Regions from separate parts of the Mus musculus genome. Here region 2 is linked to region 1. A link is a loop called in an ENCODE intact Hi-C map of the cell type or tissue named here. Cell type or tissue: heart. All regions are shown on one strand.

The links. Hi-C counts contacts between places; a loop is a spot of excess contacts. Peaks named below come from ENCODE experiments on the same cell type or tissue, not always from the same donor. Only the 100,000 strongest peaks of a DNase experiment are listed, where the experiment ranks them.
Region 2: it touches region 1 in a loop (6-fold over the local background); 33 of 42 quality-filtered maps call a loop at or near these places.

The regions. Positions count from the first base shown.
Region 1 is chr15:82,233,218-82,241,217 of GRCm38, reverse strand. Cenpm (centromere protein M) reads left to right here. Exons shown (of 6, transcript NM_025639.4): 4 at 1,260-1,339; 5 at 1,834-1,925; 6 at 6,709-7,456. The coding sequence ends at 6,849. Among named protein-coding and RNA genes, the nearest start is that of Cenpm, 7.5 kb to the left of the region's middle. In heart, no CTCF peak of the experiment used is centred here; a DNase peak (open chromatin) is centred at 4,427; H3K27ac peaks cover 705 bases; H3K27me3 peaks cover 403 bases.
Region 2 is chr15:82,134,284-82,142,283 of GRCm38, reverse strand. It overlaps Ccdc134 (coiled-coil domain containing 134), which reads right to left. Exons shown (of 7, transcript NM_172428.2): 5 at 7,522-7,703; 6 at 7,143-7,214; 7 at 81-1,418. The coding sequence ends at 1,293. Among named protein-coding and RNA genes, the nearest start is that of Srebf2, 9.0 kb to the left of the region's middle. In heart, CTCF peaks have their summits at 2,856 (motif pointing left) and 3,561 (motif pointing left); DNase peaks (open chromatin) are centred at 3,563 and 6,733; H3K27ac peaks cover 1,901 bases.

The DNA of each region.
Region 1 (8,000 bases):
GAGTTTGAAAGACAAATCATGACAACATCACCCGTTCGTCTAGTTAATGTTCGCTGAGATGTACTGTATACACCTAACAACAGAGTAGAAAACACCTCTGCCCTTGGGGTCCTCCTAGCCCATGTATACCTGGGTACCACATGCAACCCTAGTTCCTGAGGGAGCTAAAAGAAAGCATCCTACCGGCTACAGCTGCAGTTACAGACAGTCGCCGTGAGCTGCCATGCGGGTTCTGGGACGCAAACTCAGGTCCTAGGAAGAGCAGCCAATGCTCTTAACCTTTGAGCCAGCCCAGATTCCTTCTCTCGTTTTAATTATTTTGGGTGTAGCACTGGTGATAGAACACAGGTCCTTGCGTCCTGCAGGCAAGTGCTCTCCTGAGGTTTTCATGGACACTGGGGATTAAATTTCATCACGTGACCTTGTAGATACACTAAACCATATCAAAACTACAACAGTCAGGAGTTGGACAGCATTTGAAAAAAAAATACTACTATTTTTAAACACACCACTGTATTTGCACATAAAAGAAAAGTCCACTAAGAATTACACCCCAGATTGACAACTGTTTTTTTCTGGAGAATTGGCAGCAGAGGGTGGTGCCGAGAGAAGGGTTCTTTTTTTTTTTTTTTTTTTTTATCTTTTTATCTTATGTGTGTGGGCATTTTGCCAGCGTGTAAGTCTGTGTACAGTATATGTGCAGGGCCCACTGAGGCCAGAAGTGGGCATTGGGTCTCCTGGAACTGGAGTTAGAGACAGTTGTGAGCTGCCATCATGGGCGTTGGGGATTAATCCTGGGTCCCCTGGAGGAATGGCAAGTGTTCTTAACCACTGAGCCACATCTCCAGCCCAAGAGAAGGGTTCTTATTACTTATATGTGTGTGTGTGTTCATATTTGCTGCTTGGTTATTTTATAAACATTCATGAACTTCTAAGTAAAGGTAAATTTTAAAATGGTATATGGAGCTGGACAAGTGGCTCCGTGGTTATGAAGTTTTGGTTCCCAGCATCCACAAGAGGTTCACAGCCTTCTGTAAGTCCAGCTCCAGGAGACCCAGTGCCTCTGGCCTCCAAGGGCACCTGTGTTGGTGTACCTAAATTCATGAACGCTCCTGCCTATGCGTACTGTAAAATAATAAAATAAAATGATAATAATACCTTTTGAAAAATAAAAGCGCAGGGAATCCTGGCATTTAGGATATAGAGACTGCGTCTTTCTGTCTTATGGTTGTTTTCTTGCCTGGCTTCTCCTGTCCCAGTCTCCAGAAAGTGGAGGAGTTTCTGCAGCACGTGGACAGCAGCTTCTTCCTGGGGAAAGTGTGCTTCCTTGTCACAGGGGGTAAGTTTGGCCCCTTCTTGTTACACCCCACCTAGCTAGAGTGGTCGTACTTATGGACCCTTGAGGAGGTAGCCTGCAGAGAGGTTCTCCTTACCTGACTACTGACTTTTTAAAAATTTAGTTTTGTTGGTTTTTTGGAGTGTTTTGTTTTGTTTTGTTTTTTGTAATTTTATGTACATGGGTTTTTTTGTTTTTTTGTTTGTTTTTTTTTGGTCTGAGGACACCAGAAAATGGTATGGGGTCCTCTAGAACTGTAGTTATAGACAGTTGCAGGTGGTTCTGAGCCACCATGGGTGCTGGGACTCAAACTCGGGTCCTCTGGAAGAACAGTAAGTGCTATTAACTGCTGAGCCATGTCTCCAGCCCCAGTTAAGAATGTACTTTTGAAGGTGGCCAGTGATGGTGCACACCCTTAATCGCAGCCCTTGGGAGACAGCTGCAGGTCGATCTCGGGCGGGTATAGCCTCAAGTGTGTGTGCCTGGCTTCTTTGCAGCGGGACAGGAAAGCCACTGCAGCGTCCACCAGAACACAGTTATAAAACTGGCCCACACCTACCGAAGCCCGCTGCTCCTCTGTGATTTACAGGTGAGAACCCTGCTCATTGAGGCCATGCTATAGTTCAGTACAAAGAAAGGGCGGTGAACAGACAGTGAGCATATCAGGACTGCTTCCTGAACGGTCCCCAAGTCTCCAATTGAGATGACACCTGATATGGAAGGAGCCATGTAATTGTGATTTGAGGCTTAGCTCAAGTCTTGTGGTGTGCTTGGAAGTCCCTGTTAATATCCCACTCTCCTGCTGGAAGGTAAGTTCTTAGGAGATACGGTGTTGTGTCTGTCTCATTAACCAGCGTATCCCGGTGTCTTCCCTGCAGTCAGAGTGCCTGACCTTGTCTATAGTGTCAGGTAGTGTCACAGGACAGGTCACACAGCAAGTAATAGGGGCGTTTGTTAGATGGGCAGTTATGTCGCTGGGTGTATTGCTTCCATTCTAATCCATTAAGCTTCTGTAAGTGTGCTCACCAGTGAGCCCTGGCTGGCCATAGAAGGCTGGTATGCGTTTTCTCTATATTGTCTTTTTCTACTCACTTTTTATCCCGCTCACTACCCCTCCTCCCAGTCACCCCCTCTCCCATTCTCTTTAATTTTTATTTTGTGTATGTGTTGTGAACACAGTGTAATGGATCATGTACCTGCTCATACCCAGAAGCCAGAGAAGGATATCGGGTGGCCTTTATCTCCATCTGCCTGGTTCCCTTGAGCAGGGTCGTCACTGAACATGGAGCTAGACTGATTGCGAGCAAGCCCCAGCAATCCTCCTGCCTGCCTCTGCTGCTCCCTTCCCTCCACAGCAGTAGAGTTACTGGCACGCACAGCCACACCCAGCATTTGACATGTGTGCTAGGGTCTGGATACATGCTTATACAGCAAGCACACTTACCCACGGAGCCCCAGAAGTGCACACTCCGCTGACACGTGTTGTTATCCTACAGGAGTTAATGTACACTCCCTGGGAGGATTACTGAAGGTTCTCTGGGCCTGAGCTGTCCTACCCACGGACCTGACTTCCTCAGTTGCTCCAAGGGATCTTTTTGTTGGTTTCAAGGTTTGAACAGTTAGATCCTGGATCTGGCACCTTTCCCCAAGGATAGAACTCCACACATTCTGTGCTCTGGAGTTTCCTGTTATGGGGTCTCTGGTCTGTGCCAGTGATGGCAGACTTCAGGTGATCCATAAACTTAGATGGGAAGTAGAACTTAGCCCCTCCCTGAAGCCAGTCTTAGCTACTTTGTGAGTTCTTTTCCTACCCTTTATTCTCCCATCAGTACATAGAAAGAAGGCTAGAGGGGAGAAAGGGGTATAGAGATCTCTGAATCCAATTTCTTTAACCAATCTCCCTTAACAACCGACACCACCCACCCCTGCTCCTCAGGCCTCTAGCATTTACATACCTTCTGAAAAGTTCCCAGAATTCCAAACGTCACACAATCTCAGAAACTGTCTGCAGCTGGCAAAACCACGCCTCTGGTAGAGCACAGGGAAATCACAGTCAGCTGCTGTGGACGCCCGCAGCAGTGCCACACCACTACACCTGGGATCAAGACAAAAACACATTCTTATAGTTCTATCCTTTCTTTCTTTCTCTTTCTTTCTTTCTTTCTTTCTTTCTTTCTTTCTTTCTTTCTTTCTTTCTTTCTTCCTTCCTTCCTTCCTTCCTTCCTTCCTTCCTTCCTTCCTTCCTTTCTTTCTTTCTTTCTTTTTTAAGAAACCCAAAACTCCAGAATTATCTCACACACACAGAGAACCATACTAACGTGTGACCTAAGTTGAGCTGAATTAGCCAAGGGAGTCGTAGGAAGAGCTAAGTCAGCAGTCACCAGCAGACAGTGCTGCTTGGGCGGGATGGTAGCTTACTGGTGGGGAGCGTTTGCTGTTCTTACAGAGGACCTGAGTTTGGTTTTCAGCATCACGTAACAGCTCACCATTGTCTACAACTCTAGATCTGATACGCTTTGCTTTTCTATCCTTCTCTGGAACCAGGCGCGCGCATGGTGCATGGATATACATGCAGGCAGAGCACCCGTACACATAAGGTACTGATGCCTTGGCTTGCAGTTAGGGCCAGCCTCATCACTACTGTGTTCTGGTTGCTACACTGCCCCCTACATCACCCTGATACCAAAGCACTGATCAAGGTTTATATTCCATTCATCTGTCTTACTCACAGTTGGTTTTAGAATCCCTGACTAGCTCCAAGCTCTGCTTTCAAAGGTGGCACCCAGTGATCCCAGCACACCGGAAGTGTCTCCCTTGCCAGGTTTTCCTCATAACAAAGCTCTGAGGAAACGCTCCAGGAAGACTCAGCTTGTTCAGTCACACCGCTGTAAGTTAGGCCAGCCCGTTAGTCTGCAGCCGTTTTCCCATTGTGGCCTGCTTTCTGTGAGCCACCTGGCACCCACTCCTCAGTAGTTTTATTTTTTTCTGAAGAGTCATCTTTGCTCCATAACCAAGGTGGTGGCTATGGCGTGCCTGCTAACCTGGATGACAGGTGCTGCTGCAGTTTCCCATATGGCCACAAGGTGGCAGGCCACACCAGCTTTTGAGTTTTCATGGGGCTCGAGGACTGGAATAGGGCAGAGATGTGGCTCAGCAGCTAAGGGCACTGCTCACAGCCTGAGTTCTGTCCCTGGGACCTGTATGAAGGAAGGAGAGAGTGGAGTCTTTGCAAGTTGTCCTTTGACCTTCGTGCGTGGGTGGGTTTCTCTGTATAGCTTTGGCTGTCCTGGAACTCACTCTGTAGACCAGGCTGTCTTCCAATTCAGAGGTCCTCCTGTCTCTGCTGGGGTTAAAGGTCACCACTGGCCAGCCTTTTCCCTCCCCTCCCTATTTAATGTAATTTTTAAAAGAAAGAAAGGAAATTCCTGGGCCGGGTGTGTAGAGGGGAGAAGAGACTCCTGTGTGTTTCTAGTTGGCAGCAGGGCTTCCGATCCCTGCGCAGAGGCAGGCCTCCATCCCTCAGATGAAGAGCCCATCTTTAGACCAGCGGTCCCTGCAGGCCTCTGAGGAGCCTTCTCAGGGCATACACTTTGTCTTACCAAGTTGGAACCTCTACATATTTGGAGGCCTTTGTGTAGCAAGAGTTGCTAGTTGTCTTTTGTAGGAGGGAAATACTCTAGGGCAGTGGTTCTCCACCTGTGTCTCCTGCCTACCTGATATTTATATTCTCATGTAGACAGTAGCAAAATTACAGTTATGAAGTAGCAGTGAAGTCAGTTTATGGTTGGGGGGGGGGGGTGGCAGCATTAGGATGGCTGGGACCCACTGCTCTAAAGAGGTGTGTGATTTCCCCAGTGTCAGTTGTCTACCAACAGGCCCTGTGCTACTGCTTGGCACACAAGTCCAGCAAACACTGGCCCAGTCTTGTCAGAATCTAGCCCGGCAGAGTATGTCTTCCCATATGACATGGGCAGTCCTGGCTGTTGTGGTCAGAATGGGCGGGGCATGTCTGCACGGGGCTTGAGTGACAGGAGGCAGCCGTGGCACTCAGGCTAAAGCAGCCGGAGGTTGAGGAGTCAGACGTTTGAAGAGGGTGACTGAAAATACCTCACCTGCACAGTGTGCCTCAGTACCCGCTGTAGGCATTAGAGGCACCGCACAGAACAAAACGGTATATACATATATACATCCTGACTGTGCTCTCGGCAGGAACACAAACAGGCCACTTGTGCTTGTTTGTTTGTAAAGTAAGAGAGAGTGACTCAGATGGGAGCTAAGGCTGTGGCTTCGTGGGCAGAATGGATACCAAGGCAGGAAAGAGCTCGTGTCTCGGCAGTGGACATGGTGCAGTCTGCAGAAGAGTGCTGTCAGGAGCAGAAAGTGCAGAGACCTAGAGCTTGCTGGTGTGTCTAGGGGCCTTTTGAGAGGCCGGGCAGGAGTAGCTGAGTTCTGGAGTGGGTTGTGGGGAGGGGGAGCAATGGAAAATGTTAGCAGTGATGGCCAGGTCCTGGAGTCGGTAAAGACTCTGGCTCTTACTTGGAATGAAACTGGAACTGCTGAAGTTTGGAGCCTAGGAGACATGTGGCTTTGCTCTGGCTGTGAGAGAGATGAAGAGAGAGAGAAGGGCAGAAACGACGACAAGGTTTAGAGATTTTTTTCTGGAAGGGTTGAGTGGCCTGGAGTCATTGGTGTCCAGGGGAGAGTGACACGGAGTGGCCCATAGTCCTTGCTGTTTCCTGGACATTGAACAGAAAGTGCTGGCGGACAGATGTGAGGTGACAGGAAGACGAGTAAGGGACAACTGAGGTTTCCGGCATGACAGCTGGTAGCTGGTAGCATGGCGCTGCCTGTAGAGATGAAGCAGGGTTGCAGGGAGTCAGTGACAGGCTGACAGTGCCCTGGGGCCGCTAATGGAGCGCCGTTTGCTTTTCCGAAAATGTCTGCAAGTGTCTCTTACTTGCCCAGAACTCACTGGTTCAGGGCCCGGACAGCTTCACCCCCAGCTACCCTGGGCCCTCCACCCCAATAAAGGGGTTACCTGTAGGTGACACATCCTGTCCATCCTCTTCTGTCCCTGTGGCTTCCTGCAGTGGCTGGAACTAGCAGTGGTTGAGGTCCAACCTGGGCAGTGACTTCTCTGTGACCCTGTGCTTGACAGTGTCCTTGGCCTTAGCAGTCTTGCTCGTCAAGTCCCCCATTTCCTCTTGATTGGGGCTCAGTGTCTCTGGGTTTGAAGAGTGAGGTAGGAAGCTGCCCGATGTGACCTTAAGGTACCCCTGCTTCTCGTCCTCCAGCTCCACCTGAGAAGCTTCTCAGAGTGTGTCCACCGGGCCAGCCACCCCCTCACTGCTGTTCTTTGCTCTTCCCTGAAGGTGGAAAGCTTTCGTGCAGCCATGGCGCGGCGTCTGGTGCGCATTCTGCAGATCTGCGCTGGCCATGTGCCAGGCGTCTCCGCGCTGAACCTGATGTCCTTGCTGCGGAGCCCCGAGAACCCCCCATCCAAGGAGCTGTGAGCATTACTGCCCTCCACACGTTTGCTGCCAGTTCCAAAAGCAGCCACTGTTGGTGAAGACCAGTCAGGGCCTGACAGGCCCAGAGGCAGCCTGCTCACTGCAGGACTGAGCTCCACCAGGGAGGTCTGCTGGGCAGGAGTCGGGAGAGAGCCCAGCGAGACCCCAGCAGCCTCCCGTTTCTCGTCTCACCCCACAGAGGTCCCATCTGCACCTGTCTAACATCATAATCCACCTAAGATTTTGGAACAAAGAGCCATGGCTTTAAAAAAAAAAAAAGAAAGGAAGGAAGGAAATGTGTTGTAGATGCAGAAACTGACTCAGTACAATTGCGGGGGCAAAGTGTGGCTTCCAGGAGCCCAGGGAAAATGTCAGGTCCAGGCCCTGCGTTTCTTACAGCCCGGCTGTTGTATTCTGGTGCCTGTTTTTCCTCGTGTAAGTGGAGCTGGTTCTACTCACATTGAGAGGGCTGAAGGAAATGGCAGGTGGCTTGCTGCCCAAGACCACATTGCTCCCTACAACTTGTTGGTCTCTCTTGTAGATCACACACAGTGTCATGCCTCACACTGTAACAGCAAGCTACCAATCACATTAAAAAAAAAAAAAAAAAAGCAATCCAGGCAGTGGTGGCGCACGCCTTTAATCCCAGCACTCGGGAGGCAGAGGCAGGCGGATTTCTGAGTTCGAGGCCAGCCTGGTCTACAGAGAGTTCCAGGACAGCCAGGGCTACACAGAGAGACCTTGTCTCGAAAAAAACAAAAACAAAACAAAACAGACTGAGCTATTGGGTTTCTCTGTGTAGCCCTGGCTGTCCTGGAACTCAGGCTGTAGACTAAGCTGGCCTCGAACTCAGAGATCCACCGACCATTGCCTCTCGAGTGCTGGGATCACAGGCATGTGCCACCCCTGCCCCGCAGTGACTGAGCTGATTTGTAAAGCCACTCTCACATCAGGAATGACAGCTGCAAGGTCGGAGTGTGAGAAGTGACAAGCTGACTGTGGCATTGCACACTGGATCCAAAGAGAAGGTTGTAAAAGAGCTGGGTTGGTCCTGTCAGCCCCGTCAAAGTCCCCAATTCTTCAGAAGGTGGCTTAACACACGGGACCTGGGGGTGCTGTTGAGGGAGCAGGGGAGCCAAGTCCTGAGCTCACCG
Region 2 (8,000 bases), 99 kb after region 1:
ATTCCAGGACTTCCATGGAGCCTCCCCAATACCTGGCTTCCCTTTTTTAGCCTGAGCAGGAAAAGAAGCCAAAGACATAGTTTAGAGCTTGTCAGAGGATTCAGACACCATCAAATTTATTTTACCAATGAAGGCACAGCACAGGGAAGAGAAAGAACAGGACAGGTCAGGCTAAGACTCAGGTCTCAATTGAGCACTGTTAGCAACACCTGCACTTGAAGGTAGAGGTCGGGCTGGGGTGTCTCCACTCCTATAAGCGATACATTTTGGCTTGGCAAGATCAAAGAGGTGGAGCTGTAATTTCAATAGAACCAAGGCAGCCACCTGCCTTGAGACTCATAGAAACCAGGCTGCCTTCTGAAGGCCTAACTCCTTGCATAGCTTCCTGCTCTGTAGCCTCCTGCTCTGTGGCCACGGGACTCTGAGCCACTGTCTAGTCAATCCAGCTACAGTATCCCATCACAAAGCACAGCCTCCTGCAACCTGTCCCCCATAGACAGGATCTTTTAGCAGCAGAGAGAACAAGTTGATTGTCCCCTGAACCAGCTCAATGACTGTCCCCAGTTATCTGAGAATAGAGATCATGTTCTTTTAAGGTCTCCTTGAAATAAACACCCTCTCAGGACACTTCTGAGTCCCCTCTGGAAACTGGCCTGTCATGAAGGGCAGCAGTGAGTGAGAGAGAGAGAGAGAGAGACCTAAGCCTAGCTCTTGCTTCTCTGCACTGCAGAGCCAGGGACTCCCTCTTTCCGAGGCAGAAACGTTCTCCAGGCTGGTCCTGACATCTGCAGCAGTTCCTGCTGCCCCTTACATTCTCCTCACCAGCCTGGGGGAGGCCAGTGGATTTGCTAGCTTTTAGTACTGTTCTGCAGAGAGCTGGACCAGTGACAGGCAGCCCAGGAACACAGTGAGACTGGCTGCAAGCATAGCACCTTCACTTGTAACTCAGAGCCTGGTTCTGTTGCTTCCTTATCAAGGGCGGCAGTGGCCTGCAGCCTGCCCTCACCAAGGGGATCCAGGCCAGAAGTTCCTTCAGCCAGCCTCCTCCCGCAGCTTCCCTGCATGATCCTGTCTGCCGAGCAGTGTCCTTTCTGTGGTGTGCTGCAAGACCCTGGAAGCTCAGTCTTTTTGGCCAGAGCTCAACCCTGGCTTCTGAGGGCGCAGCAAACAGTTCCCATCAGGAAGTGGCTGGTGCTCAGCAAGGTGCTTGCTGGGCCTATTCCACAGCCACACAGTTGCTGCCTCTTCTGACTGGCCATTGCTGATTCCTTAGGCCCCTAGCTGGTCCAGGGCTACAACTCAGACTGGGATCTTGAAATCCTCGGGCCTTTCCGGATCTCCTTCCGCCTCTCCTCCTTCTTGCGGCGTTTTTCTTCTTCCCTCAAAGCCTTCTGGAAAGGGTCGGTGCTAGGAATAAACTAGGACAGACAGAGTAATGGGATTTAGTCTAGGGGTAGCAAAAGGTTTCCTCCAAGCTAAATCACAGAATGTAAGATAAAAGAATTCCTGGAGCAGGCCCTGCCCTCAGGGAACCCAAACAAGGAATCAGATGAAAGGGCTCAGGAAAGCCACTGACTGGACCATGAGATAATCAGGAGCCTGACTAGCAGAACATGAGATAGGAGATTCCAGGCTGGCAGACAGGAGCCAGCCAAGGTGTGAACCTGAAAACAAGCACACTCTTCCAGGAAGAGGGAGCGGTGTGGTTCTTGGAAGACTTGTCTGACATACCCTTCAGGAGGAAGCAAGCTAGGAGTCCTAGACAACAGGTGCTGCCTGCCCTAGTAACAAGGCGCAGTCACCAGGAGAGGGAGCACACAGAGCAGAGTGGGTCACAGTCACTCTTGCAGAGCAAGAGCGAGAAGTTGAGAGACTCTGATGCTGGCAAGAAGAGATGGGCAGAGGATGTGGGTGACTTCAGCCTCAAACCTTTCTCCAGCTACCCTTTGCTCCTGTTGGTCTGCCTTTACAGCCAATAAACGATCAAACCTGCATCTGTGTCTATTTGTCTCTATGAGTGATGAGACCCATGGCCACACTCTTGCAGGCCTCTGCCCGTGCTTTGTCCCAGACCCAGAATGCCCCTTCCAGGCCTGTCTGTGGGTCTCATCTGCTCTGCTACAGCTGCCTCCTCTGTGGCATCTGCCCCCTCACTGGTACCCTCTTTAAAATTCTGTACTAACTTATTCTCATGCTTCTCTTCCTTTCTTCACCTACTTTGTGCCTGACATCTATGACAGCATGTTTCATGAAGATGGAGGAATGTTGGTATTGGGTGTTGTGTCCCACTATATCCCAAGCACAGAATCCCACATGGGTCTCAACAGCATTCAGTGGACATTTTGGACAAAATGGCTTACTAGAATATATAAAACACAAAGTATTCAAAACTCAGGTGTAAACTATGACCTTTTAAATATTCTTAGGACAAAATTGGCAAATGTGGGGGCTGGAGAGATGGCTCAGCGAGTAAGAGCACTGACTGCTCTTCCAGAGGTCCTGAGTTCAAATCCCAGCAACAACATGGTAGCTCACAACCATCTGTAATGGGATCCAATGCCCTCTTCTGTGTGTCTGAAGACAGCTACATTGTACTACTTATATACATAAAACAAATAAATAATTTTTTTTTTTTTTTTGGTTTTTCGAGACAGGGTTTCTCTGCAGCCCTGGCTGTCCTGGAACTCACTCTGTAGACCAGGCTGGCCTCGAACTCCAGAAATCTGCCTGCCTCTGCCTCCCAAGTGCTGGGATTAAAGGTGTGAGCCACCATGTCTGGCTAAATAAATAAATCTTTAAAAAAAAAAATTGACAAATGTGGAATCAAGGTAAAAGCAAACTAAGAGTGCCATCTTGTGGCCTAACCTACCCGCTGAGTAAGTAGTCCACACCTATGGGAAAGGGAGGAAGTCCCTAGAGTGGTCCAGAGACAGAAGTGACTCAGGTCAGACAGCTAGTGGGATGCCCAACTAACTAGGACGGATTCAACCAGACATCCACTCACCTCCCAGATATCTACCACTCTGATCTCAAGAAGAAAAGAATCTTCACCCGGGCGGTGGCGGCGCATGCCTTTAGTCCCAGCACGCGGGAGGCAGAGGCAGGTGGATTTCTGAGTTCGAGGCCAGCCTGGTCTACAGAGCAAGTTCCAGGACAGCCAGAGATACACAGAGAAACCCTGTTTTGAAAAGAAAGAGAGAGAGGAAGAGGGAGAGAGAGAAAGGGGGAAGGAAGGAAGGAAGGGTAGAGAGAATCTTCTGAGGCTGCTGTAAGTAGAGAGGTCCATGTTGAATATAAAAAGTGGGCAGGCTGGGAACCATTTGTATATTATCTGTGAAGCCCTGGGTTCAAGTCCCACTATAGGGGAGTACACTAGCAGGGTCATCCCCATCCAAAGAGAAGGAAATCATGTTCTGATGGTCACGTTCAAGAGCATATTCTGATAACATTACACTTCTGACTCAACCCCCTGTGTTGCAGAGGCATGTATGATGATCGCAGGGTGAGAAAAGCCCACATGCAGAAACTAAGCATCTCCTTGGTGCCCCCTTGTGGAGAGAACAACCTCTGCAAGGCCCTGAGTGCCTCTTCGCACTGACTGGGTCAACCCGGTTCAAGGTCTTGCCCAGGGATAATTCTCAGAATTATGATTACAGCAAGCAGTCTTGGGGTGGACCATTTGGAAGCAGCAGCCACTACTTTGATGGGGAAAACTATATCCTTGCTGCATAAAACAGACACTGGCTCAACAGGAACCTCGGAGGTTCTGGTAGATATCAACAGTCAGGCACAGTCCACTACGGTACCACTAGGATAAAAACAAGGTGCTGAACAGAAATTAGTTAGTATTGCAGCTGTGGCCATGCGTGGTGGTGGGATATGCTTGTAGTTCGGGAACTTCGGAGGTAAATGCAAGAGGACCAGGAGTTGAGGCTAGCCTGGGCTACATGAGACCCTGTCTTAAAACAAACAAGGAAACACTAATAAAACCCAGGGAAAGAGTTGTAGGTCTGCCTGGTTGCTTTCTTTTAAAACCCATGTGTCTAAAAGTTGGGCCTTGACTAGCAGCTGCAAACCACAGACTTAATCAGGACGAGTGGTTTACTGTTCTCTACTGTCTGTGAAATCGACATGTGGTGCGTTTCCTTCCAGCAGCCTGGAGTTTGGGTACTAGTTAGATGCAGGGGAATCGTGTAACCAGCTCCCAGTAAAACGTGAGGCGAGAAAGGAAGCTCCCACTACGGGGGAATTAAATACATCTTCTGTGACTACTGGGAGAGAAGGCTGGAGCTGGTTCTCCTGGATTTTGTTGCAGGTGTCAAATTCCGGGGCTCAAGGGAGCTTCTCCTGCAACCTCCCAACTGCTGGATTACATGTGTGTGCTAGCTATCACAACCGGCTCCACTGGGCAGTGGTGGCGCACGCCTTTAATCCCAGCACTTGGGAGGCAGAGGAAGGTGGATTTCTGAGTTCGAGGCCAGCTTGGTCTACAGCATGAGTTTCAGGACAGCCAGGGCTGCACAGAGAAACCCTGTCTCGAAAAAAAAAAACAAAAAAAATAAAACAAAAAAAATAAAACAAAAGAAAAACAAAAACAAAAAAACAAAACGACTGGCTCTAGAGCCAGGTAAAAATTCCACTCATCTGAACCTTCTGAAAGAAAGTCTAGGTGAACGAGGGAAGTAACTAGAGAACAGTTAAAGTATAGGTATCAGGAGGGACACATGAATAATTCAGCAAGAATCAAGCCCCTGGGGATGCCGTAAGACTCTAAAAGGCACAATCCAGGGGCAGGTACCACTAACTATTACTGGGTGTGTAATTCTCATCCACATGATGGGAAAACCCACACAGACACAGTCAACAATGAACTACTGTCCTGTGTTCCACACCATCCAAGGTAGCTATCTCCTCAGAGTAGCTATACATCACAGGATAGCACAACCTTGTTTTACTCTCCCAGATAAACTATCGTTTATTCTTAATGTCTGAGCAGCCTTAGTTATACCACACAAGGCAACAGAGGCTAAAATTCTGCACTTAAATATTGTCAGGGTTTGGCCATTAAGCATAAAGTGGGAGAAAAAGGCATTGACCCGTGGTGGATAACAGTTGCTTTGGGCCCATCTTTTGCTTCCTATAATTATTAACAAATACATTTAGTAAAACTGGCAGGTAAAAATCTAAACTTTAGGTGGATGTAATAGATAATACATTGATTTTTAGATGATATTCTAATGGTTCTTGAGATATCCTAGTCCCAAGATTTAAGTAACCCCTGTTTGAGTCAAGGACCCTGAAGACCACGGTAACTCAGACCTGCAGCTGGCCTCATCCTCACCCTCAGAACAAGGCTGTGGTAGCTTTAGCCTGTAATTCCAGCACTTGGAAGGAAGGCTAAGGCAGGAATGTGGATAGTTTAAGGTCAACCTGGGTTATTAAGTGTACTGGTTTTGTGTGTTGGAGTTATCACAGAGAAAAGGGCTTCAGTTGGGGAAGTGGCTCTATGAGATCCAGCTGTGGGGCATGCTCTTAGTTGGTGATCAATCAGGGAGGGCCCCTTGTGGGTGGTGCCATCCCTGGGCTGGTAGTCCTGGGTTCTATAAGAAAGCAAGCTGAGCAAGCCAGGGGAAGTAAGCCAGTAAGTAACATCCCTCCATGGCCTCTGCATCAGCTCCTGCTTCCTCACCTGCTTGAGTTCCAGTCCTGACTTCCTTGGTGATGAACAGCAGTGTGGAAGTGTAAGCTGAATAAACCCTTTCCTCCCCAACTTGCTTCTTGGTCATGACGTTTGTGCAGGAATAGAAACCCTGACTAAGACACAGGGTAAGACTCTGTCTCAAAACTCCAATCAACAAACCCAAAACAACGCATTTGACTGCAGCCTCAGTAAGTGACATAAGACAAACTGAATGAACCCGGTCACTGCCTCTCAGTCAGATTAGCCAGGCAGAGGCTATGCAGCAAGTAATTTCCAGTGCTGCTGGGCACCTTTCTACGTTCTTACTGAGTACCTAATAATAATAAATCTGGTATAGTCTCTTGTTTGGCTGATTTTATTTTTTCTTTGTTTTAAGGCAGTTTTAGTCCAGGCTAGCCTCAAATTCACTACATAGACAGGTGGCCTCTTGCTCCAGCCTCCTGAGCTGTGGGGTTATAGGTAAGCCCCACCACATCTCCCTTCTAGCAACTCTTTATCCAGATTATTTTTTCAGGATTATTATTATTTTTATTTTTATTTTATTTTATTTTTTTGCAGAGAGTAATCTTGGAAGGATGAGGTATCTTTTCCTTGACAAAGCACCAATCTGTTTAATTCACTATGAGGATGTCAAATTTCACAAGCACAGTGGTCTGTAGGTATAATGCAAACCTACTGCATGCACAACACCTGCCTGGCCCTTCCATGTAAAGACCTGGAAGAACAAGGGGACCCAAGACAACAAGCCTAACAGTCTAGCTACTGCTTTTGCTGCACTGAAAACTGCCTATGACCGGCTGACATCTATACAACAGCAGGCTACTGTGTCAGCCTGCAAGCTGGTAGAATCTCAAGCCTGTCACAAACTCAACACCTGTCTCTAAACAGGCGTGAGCTGTGATCTGAAGAGTCTCAGCTTCTCACCCATAAGAGGAGCCTTTCTTTCCTTCCTGTCCTCCTTGGCCTGCCCTGCTCCATCTGATCCCTTCCCCCTGTGTGTCACCATCTGTCTTCTCAGGCTGCAGCTGTTAGCACCCTGAGCCAAGTTTAGAACTCTGGAGTACAGGCGTGTGTAGGCGTGAGAGCAGAAGCCACAGTGCACCAGTACCAGAGGCTCAGAGCAGGGGAGGGCGTGACCTGACTTCACCTGGTCACTCTGACACTTGTAACCTGTACATAGTGTGCAATGAGATGAGGATATTCTTAGCCTCAGGGATCCCCCCAATCTCCATCGACCCCCAGCTTTGGTGTACAACATTCGGAGAGAAACAGTGACTTGCCAAAACCGTCAATAACTTGGGTAATGGCTTCTGATCCCAGACTCATTGGATTGTCTGGTTCCAAGTCTAAAGCTCACACTGCATACCCTAGACCTTAGTCCCTGCAGGCCCCACCTCCCGTGCCCACCAGACGCCAACAGTTACAGGCCCCAGCAGCTCACCTCTGTCTGGTCTGTTTTAAACGGGTTCCGGAAGTCAGAATCTTTCTCAGTGATCCCCAGCTCCTGGGCCATCTGTGGATGAGAACACTAGTCATCCTCTTCTGCCTTCTGCTCTCTCATTACTAGAGCCATTCCACCATGCAGGGTCTTAAGCCTCAGAGCCTAGACAGATATGGGCCAGAAACAATCCCTAGGGACCCTCCAAAAGTTAGCACAGAAGTTAGGCCCCTTGAAGTTAGGCCTCTATGACCCAAAGTGCTCTGATACTTATAGAACACACTAAGTACCTAGGATAACTGACAGGGCCAACCACAGATAGACAGATTCGAGGCTCCCAGCTTACCACCCGACAGGGATCCCAGCCCTCCCCAGTCCTTACCAGGCTGAGGATGGGTGAGTGGGGCCCCTGGTCAAAGACGCCTGTCTGGTTGCAGAAGCTGATGCCCCAGCGGATCAGGAGGTTCCAGTTGGAATTATGGTCAAAGTAGTGGTGGACAATCTTTGGGAAGCGCAGCACGACGTCACCAAAAAAGGCTGTGTTCTCCACCACGTGCGAGAAAGCTGGCGAGAGGGTTGTAGTGAGTCGTCAGAGTAGTTGCTCTTTTCCTCTTGTCCACCTGGCTGACCCCAGACCTCCTCCAGGGACGGAGGCATCTATAAACCCACCAATCAGAGAAGGGCACGGCAGCCACTGACCACAGACTGCTCACTGCATATGCACTAGGGCCTTATATCCCATTAATGGGCTTTCTTACAGGGAGAGGTGGCTGCTGTTCCTACTTTACAGGTTGTGTTTGTTGTTGGGTTTTTACTTTTCAACTTGGCATAAAGGAGAGTCATCTGGGAAGGGAACGTCAC